Regions from separate parts of the Homo sapiens genome. Here region 1 is linked to region 2. A link is a contact called in ENCODE Hi-C data. All regions are on one chromosome and are shown on one strand. Each heading gives the region's core, a stretch centred on a gene start or an enhancer-like site at or near the end of the contact. The rest is flanking DNA. Distances are from core to core; before and after follow the strand shown.

Region 1 (6,808 bases), core at 2,960-5,459, 930 kb after region 2:
CAGAATTCTTGTTCTTATCCTTGGTATTAAGGGAAGAACTTCTGATGCGCTTTTCTCAGATTGTATAATCTTCCTTTGTTCTATCTGGTCACCTAACAAATAAGCTCCTATTCTGCTATGAATCCCTTAAACACAAATAACTCTCTGATAAGATAGTCAAGCTCACACCTGTAATCCCAGCTACTTGGGAGGCTAAGGTGGGAGGGTCACTCGAGGCTAGAAGTTTGGGACCAGCCTGGGCAACATAAGGAGACTCTGTCTCAACAAAAAGTATAGAAATTAGCCCCATGCAGTGGGGAGCACCTTAGCTACTTGGGAGGCTGGGGCCAGTGGTTCGAGGCTACAGTGAGCTATGATTGCAGCGCTGTACTCCAGCCTGAGTAACAGAGGGAGGCCTTCGTCTCTAAAAAAGCAAAAAAAAGCAAGTAACTCTCTACTCTCCCATTCACAATTTAGTGCCATTTAGTTACATGTTTAGCCTATAATTTCAAAGACATCATTTAAAATCTTTAAAACATCTATACGGCCAGCATGGTGGCTCACACCTATAATCCCAGCACTTTTGGAGGCTCAGGCAGGAGGATTGCTTGAGCCCAGGAATTCTGAGACCAGCCTCAGTAACATAGGGAGACCACCATCTCTACAAAAAAATTAAAAAATTAGTCGGGCATGGTGGCTCGCGCCTATATATATACATATATATCTCCCATGGATAAATTATATCTTGAATGCTGTTTGAAGGTAATAAAAAACTATTCTACTGTTTAACGGTTTCAGTTAGGTCTAGAATCAGTTTTCTGTTCTTGGGTATAGAGAGCTTGTTCCTAGGTATTTTCGGAATCCCTTTGTAGATGTAAAAAGAATTTTGGTCGTTGATTTCATTTCTTGCTTTAAACTTCAAAAGGACAGTAGATTGTACTATTTTTTTTCCCTCTACTTATCAACCTACATGTAGGAAAGTAATAACTGAATTATGTGCAAAGCATAAGTAAAATTCTCTAGAGAAGCAATTTTCCTTAAGAATGTTAAATTGAATTAAAATTGTTGCCTATTCTCTCAACTATTGATATGGCCTTATGATTGACACATTATCCCTAAACTGATTTTGATATTCTACATTGATTCAAACACTCTGATTCATTTAGTTGAAAAGTCCATGTCTTCCCCAGAACCATTAGATAAAGTGCGGACTTGTTTCTCTTTAATTTCTGGTCATTTAGAAAGTTTGCCCATTAATAATAAAAACAAAATAGTTGAAATCATTGTCTAAAAAATGGATCCCAAGTTCTTATTCAGAATTGGACTTGGAACAAAAAAATATATACAACCTGGAGTGCTCAAAGTCAACATTAATTCAATAAAATACAAATATCTTAGTTTGGTTTCTTTGGGTTGCAAGGAAAAGAACCTTAAGTAAAAAGGGGACTTTATTAAGGTTACTGAATTAACCTAAGGACAAGAAGTGACGCTGAGTGCCTGGAAATCCATTTGGATTTATGTATTTGCCACTTTGCATATCTTCATTATTTTTCTTCCTCTGCAGACAGGTGGACTACAGCTGCCCCAAAGCAAAATTTTTATGTCTCCCGTGAAATGACCTCAAGGGACTGAGCAGCATGTCTGCTCAAAGACACAGAAGAGAGAATCTAACTGACCTAACCTGGGTCATGTGACTAGCTATGGCCAGAGATTAGGAGATCAGAGTCTCCTAATCAGGTTGCCAACGCCCACTCCGGGAAAAGGGACATTCTCTGACTTGGGCTGGGAGACACTCAGAAAGTGTCTACTAGAATGCAACTTTCACCAACACATTCCCCAGACCTCTTCCATTAAATATTTATCTGTATCAAAGGGAAGTATAGTTCATTTCTGATACGTCTCTGTTCACTTCTTCACATTTTATGCTGCAATCACAAAGACTTGCTTGTCATCCCAACTACCTGTTCGCTGCTTACCACTCCTACTCACCTACACAATCATATTTCATGCCTAAGTCCTGTGGTCCTCTGTGCTTGTAATGGTCTTCTTCCAATCCTTAATGTCATTGCTTCTAGACTTTACCGGCTCTCTTTACCTTCCTAGACTAGTTAACCTCTTTCTTTTAGGCATTGTAACATCATGCACATAAATCTCCATTATTGTCCAGCTCCATTGTTTTGAGATTTACTATCTAGTTTCTGACATCTTTATACCCCCAGACATTGCAAGCCTCGCCTACGGTGGGAGGCCAGGTTGAACTAACATACCCTGAAAGTTTCCTTTTAGCTAATAATTGACTCTAAAAGAGAGTGTAATCATTACATAAAAAGTATTGTCCTCTGGGCGCGGTGGCTCACGCCTGTAAATCCCAGCACTTTGGGAGGCCGAGGCGGGCGGATCACGAGGTCGGAAGTTCGAGAGCAGCCTGACCAACATGGCGAAACCTCGTCTCTATAAAAATACAGAAATTAGCCAGGCGTGGAGACAGGTGCCTGTAATCCCAGCTACTCAGGAGGCTGAGGCAGGAGAATGGCTTGAACCCGGGAGGCGGAAGGTTGCAGTGAGCCGAGATCGCGCCACTGTACTCCAGCCTGGGCGACAGTGCCAGACTCGTCTCAAAAAAAAAAAAAAAAAAAAAAAAAGTCTTGTCTGCATAAAACCCTTACAATTGTTAACTTGTCAAGGTTCTAGTAGCCAGGAAGTTCTAATCAAACTCGGCCCCAGGACTGCCTTGTCAGCACGCCCCTTGAGAAACTTTTCTGAGAAACCTGCTGTTTACCTGGTGCCCTAACCAGTTTAATTTTCTTTTAAAACTTCTACTGGATTTCTCCTTCTCTCCTTTTAGATGCAATTTTGATCTAGAGAAGTAATGGTCTGAGCATCAGTTTATGAAATTATTTTATTTTTCTGCACATAAACATTATTTTTCAAAGACAATTTCATTAACTACATCCTGCAGCTCTGCAGACTTTCAACAACTTTAAAAGGTTAGGCGTTTGAGATATGTTCGCCTTGACTTTCAGTCCTCAAGACATATGTACATTTTTCTTAGTCTCAAAGCTCATGTCTGCACTCTAGTCCTAAAGGATTTGTCTTTATAATTCTCACCTTAGCATGAAATGTGCTTCTCTTTCTTTCCTTCCCCACCCCCCACCCCCTTTTGACATATCCGGTAGGGAAGCTCTGGCAGATTCTCAAGAAGAATTTTGCAAATGGTCGACTTTTGTTCATCTCAGGTTTTGGAGGGAGAGGATAAAAGAACATTCCCTCAGATAATGAGTTTTAACCTTAATTCCTTCCAAAGCGGAGGGGGAAACAAAACTACAGCAAGACCACCTTGAGTACCTTGGGAAGGGCAGCCCCGCGATCCCTAATAAATGAATTAGCATCTCAAGGAGGAGATCACTGCGGGGCTGATATTGATCAGGGTCAGCCGGCGTGTTTGCCAGCCATTGTTTGGGGGGTGGTTAATTGAGTGTCAGTCTCGGCCAGTGTCGTCTCGTTGGCGCCGGGTGCTTTTGGATTTGCTAATTTTCGTTAAGTGTCTCTAGCCCGCTACTCGTCCCGCGTACCCGGGAGAACCTAGCGGCTCCTAACGGATCAACAGTCAGTCTGTCTGGGCTTTATTGATCCCATGGCGGGCAGCTCGAGGCGGACACGCTGAGGGGGTGGGGGGCGAAGGCTGAATGCAGACCCCAGCGCTGGGCCGCCTCCCCCGGGCTCCCACCCGAACCCTCCTCCGCCACCTGCACAGGCCGGGGCATTGTCACTCGCCCCTGGGGGTTCCAGAAAACGCAGTGCGGCCGGGGAGGACGACCACACGGACCCCCTGCGTGTTTCGGGGGGCACCCAAAAGAAGCCCCGCGCTGGGGAACGCTGACCACCCGAGGCTGAGCCGTCAGGGTCTCGGAGGCGGGTTCCCGAGCCGGTCCCGGGGCTGGGCTCCCCCGGCGCCTCGCGAAGGTCACTGACGCGCAGGCCTCCGCAAGGGGGAGCGCGGGAGACGGCAGCGCACCAGCCGGGCGCCCCAGCCGGGCGCCCCAGACGCCGGCGCCGCTCGGAGCCGCCGGGCAGGTCCCCCAGCGCTCGCGTCTGGGCCCGCCCCCCGCTGCGGGGCGGATTGACAGGAGCCCGGCGGCCAATCGGACGCCGTGGGGCGGGGCGAGGCGGGGCGGTGCAGGCCGGCTCCCGGCGCGGGGCGCTATTTACGGCGCGGAGCCGGAGAGACCTGGGCTGGCGCGGGCGGGAGCTGCGGCGGATACCCTTGCGTGCTGTGGAGACCCTACTCTCTTCGCTGAGAACGGCCGCTAGCGGGGACTGAAGGCCGGGAGCCCACTCCCGACCCGGGGCTAGCGTGCGTCCCTAGAGTCGAGCGGGGCAAGGGAGCCAGTGGCCGCCGACGGGGGACCGGGAAACTTTTCTGGGCTCCTGGGCGCGCCCTGTAGCCGCGCTCCATGCTCCGGCAGCGGCCCGAAACCCAGCCCCGCCGCTGACGGCGCCCGCCGCTCCGGGCAGGGCCCATGCCCTGCGCGCTCCGGGGGTCGTAGGCTGCCGCCGAGCCGGGGCTCCGGAAGCCGGCGGGGGCGCCGCGGCCGTGCGGGGCGTCAATGGATCGCCACTCCAGCTACATCTTCATCTGGCTGCAGCTGGAGCTCTGCGCCATGGCCGTGCTGCTCACCAAAGGTGGGTGCCGGGGGCGCACGGGGCCCGGGGTCCCGTCCTCGCCGCGGGGCTTTGGAGCCGGCTGCAGAGGCTTTGTTAGCGGCAGGCGAGGCTCCCTCCTGCGCCGGAGCCGCAGGTCGCGACAAGTTGCTGTGTTCTTAGAAGTCGCGGCGGTGGCCTGGCGCGTGGATGCGGACTCCGATCTAAGGGCAGGCGCTGATCAGAGGGTCCTCCTGGCTCTGCCTGCGGGGAGCGGCGCGTTTGCAGCCCAGCGGGGAGCGGGGCCGGAGTCTCGGCCTCGACGCCGCCGCTTCCGCACCCTGGGGGCTCGGGCGGCCGGGAGGAATCGCAGATCCTGGCCTGTAGCTGCCGCGTGCCCTCAGCGTGTCTGTGTGAGTGCCTCAGGGTGTATTTCTGTGAGTGTGTCTCTGAGTCTCAGTATCCCTAAATGCATTTTTGTGTCTCTGAGTGTCGTTGTGTTTCTGAAAGTGTGTCTGAACCTCTGTATCACTCAGCGTATCTCTGTGTCTCTTTGAATGTATCTCTGAATGCATTTCTGTGTCTCTTTCTGAGTCTTTGTGTCTCTGAATGTGTGAGTCTCTGTATCTCTGATCTTGAGTGTGTCTTTCTGAATGCATTTCTGTGTCTGTCTCTAAGTGTCTTTGTATCTCTGAATGTGCATCTGAGTCTCTGTGTGAGTGTGTCTCTGCGTACATCTCTCTGTGTGCGAGCGAGTGTGTGGGTCTCCCTGAGAGTTTAGGTGTCCGAGGTGTGCAGAAGTGTGTGTTGTGTTGCTTTTCAGCAGCCGGGAGGAGTAGGCTCTGTCAGCGTCTCACTGCCACTCACCTCATATTTTACAAACAGGACCAAAAAAAAAAAAAAGGCAGCGGGTCAGTTTCTTCTTTCCTCTGCAGGCTTTCACCTTTTAGAAAGAAATAACCCGAACTGTCTCCGAATTTCAAGGTTCTCCTCACCTCCCTGCTGTGAAATCTACCTACTGTTCTGTGAACAGATAATTTTTTTAAGTAGGAAGCAGTTTAGTCTTTGCAGCCCCCTACTTCTCTTTAATTGCTATGTAGCAGGCATGAGGTTAAAGCATAAGCTAGCCCAGCGAGGATGATGTGCTACAGTATTTATTTATTTTGGAAGGAAGGGTGTAATTAACCCTAAATAACAGCCCTTGTGGCTTGCAGAGGGGAGCCTCCTGGCCCTATCAAAGGCGGGCAGAACAGGGAGGGACTGAGGCTGACATGAAGTCACAGATACCGAAACTATGTGCCTGATAATGATATAATTAGGGGATCAGAGATTTCTGACGGCTGCGGACTTCAAAAGCTTTAAAAGAAGCCAGCAGTCTCTCCTGTAGCCATCTTGACTAAAGCAGACATTTTTGTTTAATCACTACATACAGTAACGAGAAGGGGACAGAAACAGAAGGGCATTGTTCCACAGTTTCAAAATACCAGTCCCCTTTCTGGCCTTTTGCATGCCACAGGAAGAAACTTTATGAACGACAGAAATATAGTTTTAATACAGTGGTACAAAAGTCCATTCTCCTTGCTTAAAATGTGGCTCCAATTAAAAAAAAAAGGTAGTTAGAACTTTCCCAGTTACCTGTCAAAATTTTATTAGGCTGTTTTTAGGTCATTGAAAATAGGCTCTCATAAACATTTAAGCAGCATTTTACTTGTATTCAGTCTTCCTTTTCTGTACAAGGTCTGAAGCTAATAGGGTCAAAATGGGCTTTTAATCTGTTTTATTTATACTTTAAATCTATATATGGAATTTGTCAAACTAGGGATATGTAGTCATCACCCCAGAAGACTGGTGAGCTTTATGTGGAAAATAAAGTGAGCTTGGAGGGAGGAGGAGAAAGAGCAGAGAAGTGGTTCTGCAAAGCAAGGTTCTTACTTGAAGCAGAGAAGGAACTTGGGCCCAACCAGTGCAGATTTAGGAGCAAGACCCCTAGCTTTGGACTGTTAAGGGTTGCCAAAGATCTGTGTTTAGCGGGCTGGTTTTCCTTAGAACCGAAGCATTAGCAGCGTCCGGTGAAAACTGAGCATACAATACCGTGGTCTGGAATTTGGACAGATAATTAAATGAGACACCTTACTGGGGCGTTCAGAGAGAGGGGGAAGAATAAAGGTAAGGGTGGGAAGAGGTTTGT
Region 2 (6,706 bases), core at 1,381-3,880:
CTGGACATAGGGAATAAAGCAAAGGAGCATTGCCGCCCCGGCTCTCTTTAAGCTATTTCCTTTGATCTTTTAGGAAAAGGGGGAAACTTTCTAAAGGAGTTGGTGGTTTGTGGAGGAAAGCTGCAGAACCCAAAAACACCGTCGGGCCGTTTCCCGACTAAGGGAGGGTTAAAAGTACGGCAAGCTCTGTCCCATCATGTAAGGTAAAAAGACCTCAGGAAAAGCACATTCAAAGGGGGAGGAGGCAGAGGCAGCCAGGAGCCTGGAGCGTGGCCTGGGGCGCTGCGCTCCCTCACGGGTCCGGGAGGTGTCGCGCGCGGCCGCCAGCGAGCCCAGCCGCTCCCCGAGGCTTGCGCGCCTGCGCCGGAGCCTCCTGGGTTTCTGCCTCTTTAAACACTTTGAAATGCAATTCCACCCGAAACGACTGGTAGTAACATTTTGACGAAACCGAATCTCTGTTTTACTAAGCAGCGACGCCGCAGAACAAGCAGCTGATGCAATCGTTCAGGTGGAGGCGGCTAGGACGGCCGCCCCTCCCCGGCGGGGCGCCCGGGGAGCCGCCGGATCGGGCCAGGCAGAGCCTGCCCTCCACTCACCGGCAGTCTGAGCAGCTGGCCCACCCGCAAGCTACCGCCCCCCCCAGCATACCCCTCACCCCGCTAAACTCAAACCCGGCCCCGCAGGCCCGGGGCCTCCCCCTCCGGGTTCGCCGCGGGCCCAGCCGAGCCGCGCTCACGCCCGGGACTCCCTGGCGGGAGGCGACCTTCCCGACTCCTTGGGCCAGGCGAGCCGCGGGGCTCTGGCGAGGGGCTCGAGTGACCGAAGAGAAGTCCGCGGAGCCTGAGCCTGGACTCCCCGACTGCTCGGCTTCGCCTGTTTCTCTGCACCGAGCTCAGTCCTTTTTCCTCGCCCTCAGCCGCGCACCGGCACCCACAGTCCGGAGAGGGGCAAATAACCCCCAACTCCGAGGTCCAGGCAGCGGAGGGCCGAGGGGCAGCTCCTGGCGCCCTTAGTCTCCACCAAGCTCTTTGGAGCTGCCCCGACGAATTGATCCCTCATGTTTTAAGATAGGAGCCCCTTAACATGAGAATGCGCGAGCCCTGGAGGGGCAGACCTGCACTCCCAGGGAACTCCGGGCCCTTTCCCGTCCACCCGCCCGCGTTGCCACGGGACCCCGTCACAGCTCACCACCCCCACCCCTCCGGGCCGCAGGCGGGCAGGGCCCCCAGGGGAGTGCGCATACCCGGTCCTCCGGTGTCTCAGGCCGAGGTTGTCCTTGAGGGGCGGGCCGTCGGGAATGCCCACCTCGGGGCGGGCGTGAGGACTGTCCAGGACACCGCTGTAGGGCCGGCCACCCCGCTCCCGCTCCGAGGCGCCTCCGTCCTCAAACAGCACCGCACCGCTGAGCTTGTTGAAGACGATGGTGTTCATGGTGTCGGTTGGTAGGGACGCGCGGCGCGGCCGCAGAGCCTCGGGGCTGGGCCGCCGGGAGCTCCGCAGCGGGGCTCGGCTTCTAGGAGAGGAAGGTGCATCTCGTTACTTACTGGCTGAGAGTGCTCAGACCCCTGCAGGTTCAGGGCCTTGAACTTGGCCGGGTCGCCGGGCTGCGGAGCCGAGGGGAGGAGCGGCGCCGCCGCAACTGGCAGGGACCCTGCGGCTCTCCCCAGTTGGCTACACGCCCCCGCCCCTGCAGGTTCCCCGGACAGGTACCTGCCCTCTTCCTTGCCTGGGCGATCGATCCCCCCAATCCCTTCACTCCCCAGAACTACAACCGGGAATCATTCACCCGCAGAGGCAAAGGAAACGAATTCCCAAACGAGCCTCTGGGTTTCAGTTTGAATCTGGGAGAGGCATACTCCGGACTGCGGAGCGCGACCGGCGTGAGGCCGCGCGTGGTTCTTCAATCACAGCAGAAGACTAAAGCCTCTAGGAACCCCAACTCGGGGCGTCAGGAGGGGTTGGATGGAAGGGAAGATTTGGGGTAATGTGCCAACCGTATCCACAAGACCCCCCAGCTCATGAGTCCCAGGCCATACCGGGATTTGGGGGATTTTCGTGTTTTCTAGATCGTGGATGGTTTGGTTGAAACCCCCGCATCTTCTGTCCGCCAAGGTCCCCCGGGGTGAGGTTGGGTTCAAGGACAGGAAAAAGTTAAGTGGCGTCAGGACGAAAGCACCACTTCTCCCCCTTCTCTCCCAGAATCTTCCTATCATCCCCCAACGCGCCCCGGGAAGTGCATGGTCCTAAGGTCCAAGGCGCCAGGACCCAGGTCCCCAGAGCCCTCAATCAGTGCCATTCTCTTCCGCAGCGCGGGTGTCAGCCGCGAGCTCGTAGCCCCTCGACACCCGCCTCTCTCTGGGGTCTCCGGGGACCCTTTCAGAGGCTGTAAAGGTGTCAGAAGCCCAAGGCAGGAGGCAGCTTGGTCGGCGCACCTCCCGGGCCACTGCTGCCACTGTCGGGGAGAGCCAGCAGCTCACCTCTGGGGTCGCGGAGGCCCTGAGCCTCTGCCTGCCGCGCACCGGCGTCAGGAGCAAGTCCGCGCGGCCGCGGAGCCGCAGAGTTACAGCCCCAAGGCGCGCGGCGGACTTCGCCCGCCCCATCTCCTCGCCTCGCGCCTCGGGACAGCTCCCGTTTCCTCCGAGCGGCCTCAGCTTCGCTGCCAGCGCCCCCTTTGCCCGTCCAGCCGCGGCATGGGCTGCTACTCCACTAACACACGCGCGCGCGCATACACACACACACACACACACACACACACACACACCCTTTGCCTCGCCAAGCGCCCACACTCGCCAACGCCCCCGCCCCGCCCTTCGGCCACCGCAGCAGAGGCCACGCGTGACATTTAGGACCACGCGTGACCACCGCGATCAAACGACGGCTACGGTCTGTGTTCGTAGGGAAGTGAAGTCAGACCTCTGCTGGATGTCGTGTGTCCCCTAGGACTGCGTCCTCCCGCGCAGACAGGTACGTGCCTGGGGTGTGCACATAGCCTCGGTGATAAGTGTCAAAGAGAATTTTCGTGCTTGCAGCCCCTGTTCTACAGTCAAGACTCGCGTTGGTGTTTTCTTTTAAAATCATGCCCTTAGGGATGTGTGTTCATGCTGCTTTATTTGTACAAGACACCCTTCCCCGGCCCGGCCTTCTCCGAGCCACCCCAGCGCGTCCTCCTAGATGCGACGACGTGTTTTTCCTAGCGAAGTCATCACGAGGTTAGCCACCTCGGACACTTCCCCGGCAGCCCCAAGCCCACGCAGAGATCGCAGACACAGACACCCGGCGCGCTGTAGGTCTGCAGGCAGCAGGCTCAGAGGCAAGCGATGGCAAAGGTCCGAGCGCTGTCCTGTCGCAAGGGGTCCGGGGGCGTGTGAACCACACTTGCTGACCCTCCCAGGACTCCCGCGCGCGGCCACCCGCGCCTCTTCTCAAATCACTTACCCCGATTCACTCCAGACTGTGGCCGGGGAGGTCACTCCCTGCAGAAGTGTCCCCCTCCCCCAACGCCGGCGAATAATTTTAAAGCAAAGGAGGCGCGGCCAGGTGGGCTCCCAAGCTCCGCGCAGACCCTTGGGCCAGCCTTGGCCGCTACCCGAGCGCCTCTCCACCAGACCTTGGAGGGAAGTTGGGGGAAGGGCGGGAGAGCACCGGCGCCCAGGGCGCAGGGGCCAGAGCGAGCCTGGCGTTCCGCCGCAGCCGGCTGAGACTCGGCGACGCGGGGGCTGTACCTGTGGCTGCGGGGCCGACGGCCGGCTGCAGGGCGGCTGGCTCTCCCGCCTCGAGACTAGGCGCACTCCCATCCCCGCCGCATGTTCTCCACGCGGGCTCCAGCGCGCTCACCACCGCCACCGCCGTCGTCTCGGCTTTATTTACCCAGCCCGGCGCGCGCCGCCCGGGAACAGGAATAGCGAGGCCTTCTCATGTTTCCTGACTGCCGGTCCCAGCCGGCGAACATCCTGCGGGCGCGGTATCCACGTTCCCGGGCGGGTGGAGAGGAAGCGTCCGCGCCCGCCCGGCCGCGGGGGCTGCTGTTAACCCCTAGCAGAGGAGCCGCTGCCGGGGAGCCCCGGGCCCGCCGAGTCCTCCGGAGCCGGGCGCGGCTCCCAGATCCGCCGGCCTTGCAGTCGTGGAGCAGACGGGGCTTTTCCCTTCGCACTTTAGGAGAGAAATTGGAGAAGCTGCCGGGAGCGCTCGGCTCCGGCTCCAGAAGCTGAGAGGCTGCGGTGCAAATCCCGTGTCTTAGCTGGCCCGATTGCCGGAAATTTCACTGCGCGTGGCTAGGCGGGAGAGGCCACTGTGACGCGCCCTGTATTTTCCTCTCGATTAGCTGGAGGGAAGTTAGAGCTCCGTTTTGCACCTACAGCCCTGGAGCGTATTGCGGGAAGTGCTAGTGCCCAGGAGCCTCTTTTCTGATGTCACTGGGCTTCTGGGGTCCTAGTTGTCTCAGTCAAAGCCAGGCACACATTCACCTCCGGGGCAAGGGCTGGTGAGGCTGCCCTCGCCGCTGGGTATAGGGATGGGGGAAAGCAAGGATGGGATGAGTTCAGCCCAGGTGGCCAACCCGCGGTGGCCCAAGTGCAGAAGAGGAAGCGCGCCCAAAGCCAAGGATCTGCACGCAGCAAAGGAGATGGAACTTAGAAGAATCACAAGCTGGGACACAGGGCAAAGAGAGAGAATGGCTACCAGATTCTCTGATTGATGATACTTTGCTTCCTAACATTACCGCAAATATAAGTAGCGAAAGCGGCGGTTTAGGTGCAACTGCAAGCTCAGAGCTTCTGGCAGCCCAGAAGATCCCCAAGGTGCCAACACGAAGCTGCCTGCGCTCTCGCCGAAGGCCCTGTGGTCCTAGCGAACTTTCGCCCTTTTTAAAGAACAAACTTAGATTTCCCCCCACCAAGCTTAAAGAAATAGCGCCATTTGTCCTTTTCCCCTCTAAATGCGGCTGGCCAGAGCCGGGGCAGTGGCCCACCTTAGCATCTTCTTCGTGTGTGTGTGTGTGTGTGCGCGTGTGTGTGTGTGTGTTTGTGTGTTGGGGGGGTCGCTAGAAGTGCTTAAAATATATACCAAAACTATTATTTTAAAGACTAATCACACCCTCAAATTTCATATGTGTCACCTCCCAAATTACGCGATAGCAAACCGTTGTGCAGGGGTACAATGTAAACCATAAAGGAAGGCCGGTTTACATTTTTGCGCACCAGGAAGATACAAAGTATCATTGGAGCACGTTCTGATGTCCTCGGTTCTCTTTTGTTATATAACTTGCTGTTGCAGCGCTTGCATCTTGTCTTTGGCGCTGCCCTTGTGGTGTGAGTTCAGTACAGGCTTCTGGTCTACAGACCTCGCTGTAGGAGCTTAAAGACAGGGGTAAATCCTAAGGTTTCAGCCATCAATTTTCAGCTAACAAATTTCACCACAGAAGCAGATCTAATTGATAATTCATAGGACAAAAGAGCCACCTTCTCTTTTATGGTCTCTATCAGTGGTGTTAGTCACCGGGAATTGTAATGAAATTAGCTCTAACATACCCCTGAAACATTTTTTGGTCAGCTGTCCCAGGTAAAGCAATAGGCATCATACAGTTACTTGCAATTTCCCAGTATTCTACTAACTTTTTGAGCTATATGCTATAGTACATGTTAGTATAGGACAAATGAATTTTGTTGTTTTAGTACTTAACTATATTTACTCAATTTAAAAATGCATTTAGAGCGCTTTTAAGATATACTTACATGTAATATTTGTTTTCTTAAAGTCTGAAATGAAATATACAGCAAAAATCTTAATGCAAAAATACTTTTCATTTGATATAGGAATAAAATACATTTGAGTAAGCCTCAACTCACTAAAAAATTAACATATGGTAATTCCCTTAGACTATGATTTAATAATTAAAATCCATTTAAAAATGAAAGAAGAGTGAAGGATCCATTCTAGAAGTGAAATGGTGTGAAATATCCCTCTGTAATATACCAATGGGCATTTATTTTATTTTTGCAAGTTTTATCCTCTATGCAAAAGGGAAGTGTTGTCTTCATTTTAATCCACACTTCAAATACATTCATTATTAAATTACACCTATTTCTAAAATAAATGTTACTCAGCCTCTTGTGCTATATCCAATGTCAGTATATGAAATGCTATATATAATCCTCAGAAGTAAAGCTTCCAGTTTCAGAAAGTTTTAGAAGATTTAAGAAAGCATATGTAGTTTGTGGAAGATGGCCTTATGCAGGGGGAAAAAAAACCCAAAACACCCAACAACTTAGACCAGAAGTCAGAAGACTTGAGCCCTAATCTTAATTCTGGTTAATTTGATGATGGTTTAGCCTGAATTTAGTAAAGTGTAAAATGACGGTAATAAGTTTTCCACAAACTGCCTTACACTATTATGAAGGGTTTCTTTTTTTTAATGTGAAAGTAAGATACTGCTTTGCTAAAGCTAGAAAGATGTTAAGTAAGAACATTTGAAAGAAATATTAATTCATTGTATTGGACTCTGCAGTTATAAATATATGTAATTATTACTTTCTGGTAAAGAAAAAAATAAGTCTTCAGTTTTAGCATTTTGATATTTTACCAAATTACCCTGACATTTCAGAATAAATATTAGTCAAAATGTTTGAAAATAATGAGTGTTTTAAAACTCCTTTTTCCAGTTATTACTTATGAGCAATAAAGCAAACTACAAAGCCAGAGAATGACTACA

The links. Hi-C counts contacts between places; a loop is a spot of excess contacts on that map. Pooled maps may share reads with other maps.
Region 1: a map of naive thymus-derived CD4-positive, alpha-beta T cell shows a loop between it and region 2 (7-fold over the local background). The contact joins the promoter of BAMBI here to the promoter of MKX-AS1 in region 2. A Hi-C loop is called at or near these places in 1 of 168 maps with a recorded cell type or tissue (naive thymus-derived CD4-positive, alpha-beta T cell), 1 of 37 single-sample maps with no recorded cell type and 11 of 50 pooled maps.

What each region holds. Positions count from the first base shown.
Region 1 is chr10:28,673,312-28,680,119 of GRCh38, forward strand. BAMBI (BMP and activin membrane bound inhibitor) reads left to right here and starts at 4,210. Exons shown (of 3, transcript NM_012342.3): 1 at 4,210-4,662. The coding sequence starts at 4,587. RefSeq lists silencers at 3,678-4,237, 4,963-5,107.
Region 2 is chr10:27,741,985-27,748,690 of GRCh38, forward strand. It overlaps MKX-AS1 (MKX antisense RNA 1), which reads left to right and starts at 2,631. Exons shown (of 2, transcript NR_121652.1): 1 at 2,631-2,964. It overlaps MKX (mohawk homeobox), which reads right to left and starts at 3,835. Exons shown (of 7, transcript NM_173576.3): 1 at 3,723-3,835; 2 at 1,244-1,513. The coding sequence starts at 1,431. RefSeq lists silencers at 216-435, 506-625 and enhancers at 906-975, 3,326-3,916.